2 separate regions of the Homo sapiens genome follow, and region 2 is linked to region 1. Evidence: chromatin loops called from intact Hi-C (ENCODE). Cell type or tissue: A673. All regions are shown on one strand. Links, peaks and the distances in the headings refer to the core of each region. The heading gives the core; the rest is flanking DNA.

Evidence for each region. Peaks named below come from ENCODE experiments on the same cell type or tissue, not always from the same donor. Only the 100,000 strongest peaks of a DNase experiment are listed, where the experiment ranks them.
Region 2: it touches region 1 in a loop (2.4-fold over the local background); 1 of 110 quality-filtered maps calls a loop at or near these places.

Annotation. Positions count from the first base shown.
Region 1 is chr11:44,189,576-44,193,575 of GRCh38, reverse strand. The region is part of intron 8 of EXT2 (exostosin glycosyltransferase 2); the gene reads right to left. Among named protein-coding and RNA genes, the nearest start is that of EXT2, 96 kb to the right of the region's middle. In A673, for the core only: a CTCF peak has its summit at 1,888; DNase peaks (open chromatin) are centred at 1,725, 2,495, 2,801 and 3,363; H3K4me3 peaks cover 649 bases; H3K27ac peaks cover 4,000 bases.
Region 2 is chr11:44,290,551-44,295,773 of GRCh38, reverse strand. All of the region lies in intron 1 of ALX4 (ALX homeobox 4), which reads left to right. Among named protein-coding and RNA genes, the nearest start is that of ALX4, 17 kb to the left of the region's middle. In A673, for the core only: no CTCF peak of the experiment used is centred there; a DNase peak (open chromatin) is centred at 2,713; H3K27ac peaks cover 2,928 bases.

The sequences.
Region 1 (4,000 bases), core at 1-4,000:
AATCACAAGTTCTTAATCGGAATCCAGGTTCTTTCACTTGCCAGCTGCATAGCCTGGGCAAAGTACTTAATCTCTCTTGTACCTCAGTTTCTCTGTCTATAAAAATCATCATATAACTATTACCATCTTTCTAGGTAGTATTACTTAGCATAAATGAGGTAATATATGTAAGGTACTGTCATGTAGAAGCATTCAATAAATTGTAGCCAATGGTTGATCTTGTGTGAGTTATAATTTCTCCAGGCTTTACGTTCCATGTGTCTCAAAAGTGGATAGGAGGTAGCCTAAGCAGTCTTGAGATCTCTTGCAGCACAAGAATTCCAAATGAATTGCAGTACAAGAATCCCAAATGAAGTCCTTATTTCTCCCTCTCTTTACCTTATCATGTTTCAAGGTCCTGGTTTACCTGGATTCTCTACCTCTACTTCTTCCTGTCCAAATATACTGTTTTTATTTCCATGATTTTCTCTTTTCCTTTCTATTCATTATGTTTTGGCTATCCTGAAAGCTCCACGAAGGCAGGAGCCAGAACACCCACTATTTAGAACAATGCCTAGTTGTTCAATCAAAACTTGTTTTTTAAAGAAGTAAGTTAAAGCCAAATGACTCAGGCCTGTTTTATCAGTCCCCCTTATGTATAGATATGAATAGCTGATGTACATTTAAATGACTAAAATTATGAGTTTTGAAATGACTCCGAACCTAGTTAACTCATTTTATACATACTTACCAAGAATCTTACTGTGCTGTGTTCTGAAGAAGTGTAGGATTTTATAGAGATATTTAACAGAGGGCTTTAATCTGGGCCTTGCCATGTACTAGTCTTGTGACATGTACAGTTCTTTGAGTATCAGTTTCCTCATCTGTAAAACAGGGATCATGATAGTATCTACCTCCTAGGGCAATGATGATTAAACGAGATTATGTACATAAACATTTAGCAGAGGGCTCAACACAGGATCCTATGAATTAGAGTTTAAAGCAAACAAAATACTTCCACTCTTCTCGATTTGTATTCATCTTGCCTACTAAAACACTGGTATTGGTGATTCAGCAATCATTCCCACTAGCTTTATTTCTGGTACTCATTCATTCAGTCAACATTTCCTGAACATACACTATAAGCCTGGTATAGTGTTAAAGATGCAAAGATGAACACTTTCCTTCCTCTCAAAACACACATAACCTAGTGGGGAAGACAGCACAGTAAAAACACAAATTACAATGTAAACTAACAAGTAGTAAACAAAGAATGAAAGGTACTCCATAGGTGGAAACACCGAGATCTACACAATCACCTCTCCCTACCTGGAGATGAGGAGGTCTGAGCAGTGCCTTTAAGAAGAAGCAGGAGAGGGCTGGCCAAAGAAGCCTAGGGGCAAGCTGAGCGGCATGTGCAAAGATTTGCTGACAAGACAGTGAGCCATCCAACAGGGCACCTCACAGCTTGCTGGGAGGAGAAAGGTCAGACAGCAGAAATGAGAGGAACTCAGGTAATGGCAGGTTAGAGCTCTATTGTGAAAAGCCTTAAATAATATATATTTTTTAAGTTACACAGCTAGCTTTTTCGTTTCTTTTGAAATTTTCTTTTCCTGGTCATTGTTTTAGTGACAAATTGACATGGCTACCGTTATGCTCTATTTCAAAGAGTCATAAATAGGAAATGCTGATCTACAACTAAGCTTCTGTGTCAATTGCTTTTCCCTTCCTCAAGCATAATCCTATTTGCCTTTGGAGCTCAGTGACAGCGTGGAGAAAGGCAGCTTTAATTGGGGTGTTACCTTCACACAGACACTCCACCCCACTAGGGTAAGGTCAGCAAACTAACCTCCAGAGAAAAAAAGCTTCCTGGGGAGGAACATTTCAAAAACAGCATTTAGTCACCTCTGAAATACCTTTAAGAACTGACCCCCTGCTGGCTGACCAAGGAGAGTGTCTACAGTCTGGGACCTCTTGACCCCACTTTCTGCATGAAATCAAGCAAATTTAAACCTCCATAATTTACTCAAGACTGGCTTCTGCCAGGGAAAAGGCAAACAATGCTGGCAATTAACTCTGCTACCTGATTAAATCTCCATGATGGCAAGATAGGGCATAAAACCAGGCATCCAGCAACAGAGCTGGAGAAGAGGCAAAGCTCATCTATCGCAGCTATGCCTTCAAAACCTTGGCTGTCAATGCAATTTTCAAATACACTGGATGAACCTGTTCACTCAAAGGTAGGAGGAGATACCAAAAGAATAAGTGTGTATTATTCTGACAATGTGCTGGCCTTTGGCCAAAATGCCTTGCTCACCTCTTGCCCATTCTCCCACCGTTTACTTCTCACTCCTCCAAATTCAGTACAGAAGCGCCAATAAGAAATCTCACATTGTTAAATTGCAATTGCATAAAAGTAATCCCTAACAGCCACGAGAACTGTCAGGTCACAATGCCAGCTGCAGAAAAGTTCTTTTATTCTGCAAAGCCCTGGTGTAAGAACTAGTAGTGTGCAGACACTAGTGAGAGGGATGTGTGGGCTCAGGTTTCAGGATGCCTTGAAGGAAAGGCCTTGGGAGACTAAGCTTAAAGTCAGCTACCAGTTCAAAGGGGTTTCCCCTTCAGGAAAGAGATTCAAACTCAAGCAACTAGTTGTGCCTTTGGCATTCCCAAACACAGGAAGTTGCCTGAGCCCTTCCTGCAATCCTGATTTGCTTTCTTGTAGTTGAAAGGTCATGGTAGCTGTGTGAGCCTAACCAAAACCATTCTAGGGTTACCATACAGAAAGCAGAGAAAGGTGGTAAACGGGTGGCCTTTGCTAGCCATTCTGAAGCGTTCTTGCTGATGCTACTCGGATTGTGAAATCAAGAGCAAGGAAAACCACATTTCATTACCAACTAAAAGACTCTTTCAGCCTAAACCAAACCAAACTGTAGCACTGAAGAAATCAAGCTGCAATACAGGATGATCCAAATTTTAATTACTATTCCTCATCACATCAGAGATTTTTTGTCACTATGTATAACTTCATGTGAAAATAAGAGAATTCAGCAGATATTTGAGTCAACCTATATCTGATTTAAATGAACGTATTTTGCCTAAACAGAAAAATGAGAAGACAGAGAAGAAAGGAAGAGAAGAGGACAGGCCTGCTATACAGAAGCTTTTCAGCACCTAGTAATGAGAAGCCTTACCTATTCCTACCTTGATAGAAAGGGCAGTTTTCTTGGTTGTTTTGAAGTTATCAACCCTTACCTCAATGTGGTTTCAATTATGAATTACCAGACTAAAAGGGGAAAAAAAGCTTTGATTTATTCTTTTTTGCTCCAATTATGCATGATGTGTTTCCACTGAAGACTTTGAAAAGTATTTCATCATGCCTCTCATCCAGAAGTGGTCAAAGGGCAAAACCAAAAGGAGTTAACCCTTTCATTTCTCCTTTAGGTTCAAAGAGACTCCCTATCAATGGATATAGGACAAGGCCTTTGAAGCAGGGCAATGAAAGAGTTAAGCATTAGCATCATATTACTAACGTGCATAAGGGTGGTGTCCCTTGTCCAAAATGGTGAGATGATATTTATGTTAATGGTTACTGGGAGATTTGAAAGGGGCAATCAGTAATGTGGTCCATGTTGCCTTAACCATTAAACCTCTACAGCCCCAAATACCCACAGCACAGCACTCCACCAGCCAGGCACATGCTGACTTGCAAAACTAGAGAATTACTGAGACCTAACAATGTCTTCAAGTAGCATCTCTTAGCTCAAGAGAGAAAAGTTTTGGGGACAAGTCTGAAGTTTACCTGATGCACATGTCTATTTCATTTCACTCTCAAATAATAACTGATATGGTTTGGATTTGTGTTCCTGCTCAAATCTCACATTGAATTGTAATCCCCAATGTTGGAGGAGGGGCCTGGTGGGATATAAATGAATCATGGGGGTGGGTTTCCCCCTTGCTGTTCTCATGACAGTGAGTGAGTTCTCCCAAGATCTGGTTGTTTAGAAGTGTGTAGTACCTC
Region 2 (5,223 bases), core at 542-4,541, 100 kb before region 1:
ATCTGGGACCACTTCCTTTATTAAGATGATTCCAGAATCCTTCCAGCGGAGCTTGGAGGAGCTCCAAGAAGGAAGCATCCAGTGGCTCCATGCTGTTGGCCCCATGCATATTTTGAAGATTTTCTGTTAGATTCCCAAAAGAGGCACTTGCAACTCCCTGTCCCCTACCCTAGGCCATCCAGTGAATGGCACAACCAGGGGCTGGGGCTCCAGGGACTAGACAGCAGAGTCCAAGGGGAGCACAGCTGCAGAGAAGTAGCTGTCCCCGGCTCCCCTTCCTAGGAACTTCCCCGGCCTAGGTGACTAAACAGAGGCCTGCTTGAGCCTGGTCTTCCAGCCATGTGCCCTAAGGCATAATTTCTAGGGTTCTTGGAAAATCATGGAAACTGTTCATTCCACAATTGTGCTACACAGGCTGCTTGATGCTTCAGATGCCTTTGGTTTGGAGAAGCCCATGAAGCTCAGGACCTGGAAACAGATTTCAGCCCACATAGCTGAGTGACCTTGGGCAAATTAGTTGACCTCTTTGCCTCAGTTTCTTTACCTGTAAAGTGGGGATAAGAATCATGTCTACCTGTTAGTGATAGGGTGAGGCTTAAATAAGGTAAAATAGGCAAGGACAAAGCCAGGTGTGGTTGCTCACATCTGTAATCCCAGCACTTTGGGAGGCCGAGGCAGGTGGATTGCCTGAGGTCAGGAGTTTGAGACCAGCCTGGCCAACATAGTGAAACCCTGTCTCTACTAAAAATACAAAAAATTAGCTGGGCGTGGTGGTGGGCGCCTGTAATCCCAGCTACTAGGGAGGCTGAGGCAGGAGAATCACTTGAACCCAGGAGGCAGAGGTTGCAGTGAGCCGAGACCACACCATTGCACTCCAGCCTGGGCAAGAAGAGCGAAACTCTGTCTCTAAATAAATAAATAAATAAATAAATAAATAAATAAATAGGTAAGGATCTTAGAACAGTTCCTGGAGCATAGTAAGTGCTCAGTCAATGTTAGCTGTTATGATTGATAAGATTTTGCTGGAACCTTGACTCTATCAGACTGGCCGGAAACCTTGACAGGCAGTTAAAGTTGACTGGGATGCATAGAGTTGGAAAATGAAGAAATTATTACTGAATCTATGATTACTGTGTGGTTGACATTGTCTTTTAAAACATGGATGAGTGATGGGAGGGGCGGGGGCTGCCATCTCTACCTAACGCAGCGGGGGCAGGCTTCAAGGAGGGACAAAGGCCACCCAGGCCCCTCAGGCCCCTCCTCCCCATAGGCTGCTGCACCTCGTACACATGTGTCATGAGCTGGGGAATAACTCTCTCCCTGCTGAATGTGTTTTCTGTGTTTATTTGACCCAGAACTTCAGCCTGTCCCCAGGGCAGGGGTTCTGCTGTGTTCCTCTCTGATCAGCACAGGGCTGAGCACAGAGAATCGGGCTCAGGGAATGTCAGGCAACCTCTGCACCCTTCCTGGGCCCCAGCTTCCTGGGCCCCATCTGCAATTAAGAAAGCACCTGGTGGGCATTGCCCTTGGCCACACCTGGACTGAGACTTTTTGTGGAAACCCACTGGGAGATATTAGTATCCTCAATTTGAAGATGAGGAAGGTGAGGCTGTCCCGCTGTGAATTGAACCCAGATCTCCTGAAGCCAAAGAGCCTTTTTCCTCCCCTGCCCAGGGGGCTCATGCCCACTGCCTGGATGCCCTCATGCCTATGTGCCCATCAGACTTGACCAGCATGTGAGAGCTCTGTAGACGGTGGAGGGGGTGCACTGGGAGGGGTTTTCAGCACACTGCATGTTGTACGTGGGCTACACCATCTTCGCCCATCTACTGAAATGATGACCATGTCCCCTGACCGCCCAGACACCACTCCCTCCTCCCTCCAGAGCCATCCTGAGAACCAGGCCAGCCCAGCCCAGGACCCCCATGTGATATGTGGGAGCAGCTCCTGTGGGTAAAGAAGGAGGAGACAAACCCTTCTAAACAGAACGAGTAATAGCCTCCTCACTAGCCCAGTGTTGGCGAAGCCAGGGGCAAGAGGCCAGTTTGGAAATATTACTTGTACCATGTGGCAGGTGGACAGTGAGGGCCAGGCCTCCTCAGGGAATGTATGTGCCCAAGCTCTGCTGTATTAATGCATCCCCCAGGATTTAGCCCCATGAGAGAAGATTCCACAGAGCCCAGTTTTGTGCTACACAAAGTATCCTCTCAGGAGATCTATCCCGTTGCAGGGGATCCATCCTGCCAAGAAGTAGTAACAGGTGGAAAAGAGATGTATTTGTCTCACGTTCGCTGTGGATTAAGGTTTGCTTGGTAGAAGGGACACACCATGCATTATATATATATTTTTTTTTCTTTTTTTAAGATGGGGTTTTGCCATGTTGGCCAGGCTGGTCTCGAACTCCTGACCTCAGGTGATCCGCCCACCTCAGCCTCCCAAAGTGCTGGGATTACAAGTGTGAGACACTGCACCTGGCCACATCATGCATTTTAAAGAAGAGACTTTTTTGAATTTTTTATTTTGTTCAGATGAGCAGAAGTCAATGAAAAAACCATTTTCTTCCTTCCTTCCCTCCCTCCCTCCCTCCCTCCCTGCCTGCCTGCTTCCTTCCTTCCTTCCTTCCTTCCTTCCTTCCTTCCTTCCTTCCTTCCTTCCTTCCTTCCTTCCTTCCTTCTCTCAGACAGGGTCTCACTATCACCCAGGCTGGAATTCAATGGCTAAATCATGGCCCACTGCAGCCACAACCTCCTGGGCTCAAGCAGTTCTCCTGCTTCAGCCTCCTGAGTAGCTGGGACTACAGGCTTGTGCCACCACGCCCAGCTAATTTAAAAATTTTTTTTATAGAGATGGGGGTCTTACTGTGTTGCCCAGGCTGGTCTCAAACTCCTGAGCTCAGGCAGTCTGCCCACGTTGGCTTCCCAAAGTGCTGGGATTACAGGCATGAGCTACCATGCGGGGCCAAAAGAACCATTTTTAACTAACATGTTAATTGTGAATGCTGAAACATTGATTATTTATATTTTATCCTTACTATATGTGATAGGCAAAATCCTGGGAACCCATCTACTCCAAATCCCAGTCATTTATACAAAAACACCAACCAAAACTTTTAGGTATAATTATCCTTTAGATATTTTGAATTGTTAACTATTTTATAGTTGTAAATGTGGATTTTTTAAAAAGCAAATATTGAAGAATCTTTCCCATTCTTATCAACTTTAAGGAAGTTGATGACTTTCCTAAAGTACAAACTAGGACTGGGCATGGTGGCTCATGCCTGTATTCCAGCACTTTGGGAGGCTGAGGTGAGACAATTGCTTGAATCCAGGAGTTTGAGACCAGCCTGGGCAACATAGTGACACCTCGTCTCTACAAAAAAAAAAAAAAAAAAAAAAATTTAATTAGCCAGCTGTGATGTTGTGTGCCCATAGTACCAGCTACTCAGGAGGCTGAGGAGGGAGGATTGCTTGAGCCCAGGAGGTTGAGGCTGCAGTGAGCTGTGATTGTACCACTGTGCTCCAGCCTAGGCAACAGAAAAAAAAAAAGCAATCTTATAATTAATTGAGCCATTACTTTCCCTTTCTCATCCAAGGGGAGAAAAGCCTTGTTGCTTTTTCAGTTTGTAAGTGATTCTCTAGATTGGAATGAGTATATTTGGGCCAGGCGAGGTGGCTCACACCTGTAATCCCAGCACTTTGGGAGGCCGAGGAGGGTGGATCTCGAGGTCAGGAGTTCAAGACCAGCCTGGCCAAGATGGTGAAACCCCACCTCTACTAAAAGTACAAAAATTAGCCAGGTGCAGTGACCAGTGCTGGTAATCCCAGCTACTCGGGAGGCTGAGGCAGAAGAATGGCTTGAACCTGGGGGGCAGAGGTTGCAGTTAGCCGAGATGGCATCAATGCACTCCAGCCTGGGTGACAGAGCGAGACTCCGTCTCTATAAATAAATACATAAATAAAAATTAAAGAAGGAGCACATTTGAGAAAGAAAAGATTTGATGTTGGTGAAAGCAGCACATTCTTTCTGGGATCATATGCTGCTTCTGCAGGCTAAGAAATTCAATTGTTTGGCCAGGCGCAATGGCTCATGCCTGTAATCCTAGCACTTCGGGAGGCTGAGGCGGGCGGATTGCTTGAGCTCATGAGTTCAAGACCAGCCGGGACAACAAGAGTGAAACCCTGTCTCTACTAAAACACAAAAAGCCAGGTGTGGCGGCATGTGCCTGTAGCCTCAGCTACACGGAAGGCTGAGGCAGGAGAATCGCTTGAACCCAGAAGGCGGAGGTTGCAGTGAGCCGAGATCGCACCACTGCACTTCAGCCTGGGCAGCAGAGCAAGACCCTGTCTCCAAAAAAAGAAAGAAAGAAAGAAAGAAATTCAATTGTTTAAGATTAGCTCAATTCAGCACGTACTTGGGTGCCAGACAGTGACAACAGGCAGGGCGAGTGATAACGCTGCCTCGTAACACCCCTCCCCTGCCCTTGGTGAGGGCACAGTCTAAAGGCAGAGGCTGCCGTGAATCCACTCTTTAAAAGTTTTTTTAAGTCTATATAACCAAATAAATTTAACATTTGATTTTTACAGCAGTTGCCAATGTTTCACCCCATTTATAGTCTTTGTTATATGTATGTGAAATGGGCCCTTCATTGAAAGGGACCCTGGGAGCTACTTTTGACAGAGGTTTATGGTTCATAAATGTCATTCTGGGAGCTGCCGCTCGGGAAACCTGAACTGGAGAGGATGCACCTGGGGAAGGAAGCAGGTGGGGGTGACACAGTTGCAGGCTGAGCAACGTTGCCCTGGCTGTCAGCTGCCACGGCCAAATTCATCCCCAGATCATAACTGTGTTAATATATCATGGCAACGTCCCATTGATAGAGTGGGTGCCGTGTGTGGGTCAGGGGATATGCCGTCTTGCACTCTACTTCAGTCAGACCTCACAGCCATTCTGGGATGTGGATGTTCTCAGCCTCATCTTACAGATGAGGAAACTGAAGCACACAAAGGTCAAGTCACTTTTCCAAGGATACCCTTCTGTGGCAGAACCACAAGGTGGCTTGGGAGCCTCCTTAATAATCTCCTTTAGTCGGCTCCCATTTCTTTCATGGGGAAAACTGGCATTCCCTAGTCTTATGTGAAGCGTTAGCTAAACACAGCTTCAACAGACCTCTCCAACAACATTGCTGCTTCAAAACACCTCCTCTACAGAGATCTGGAGTCGCCC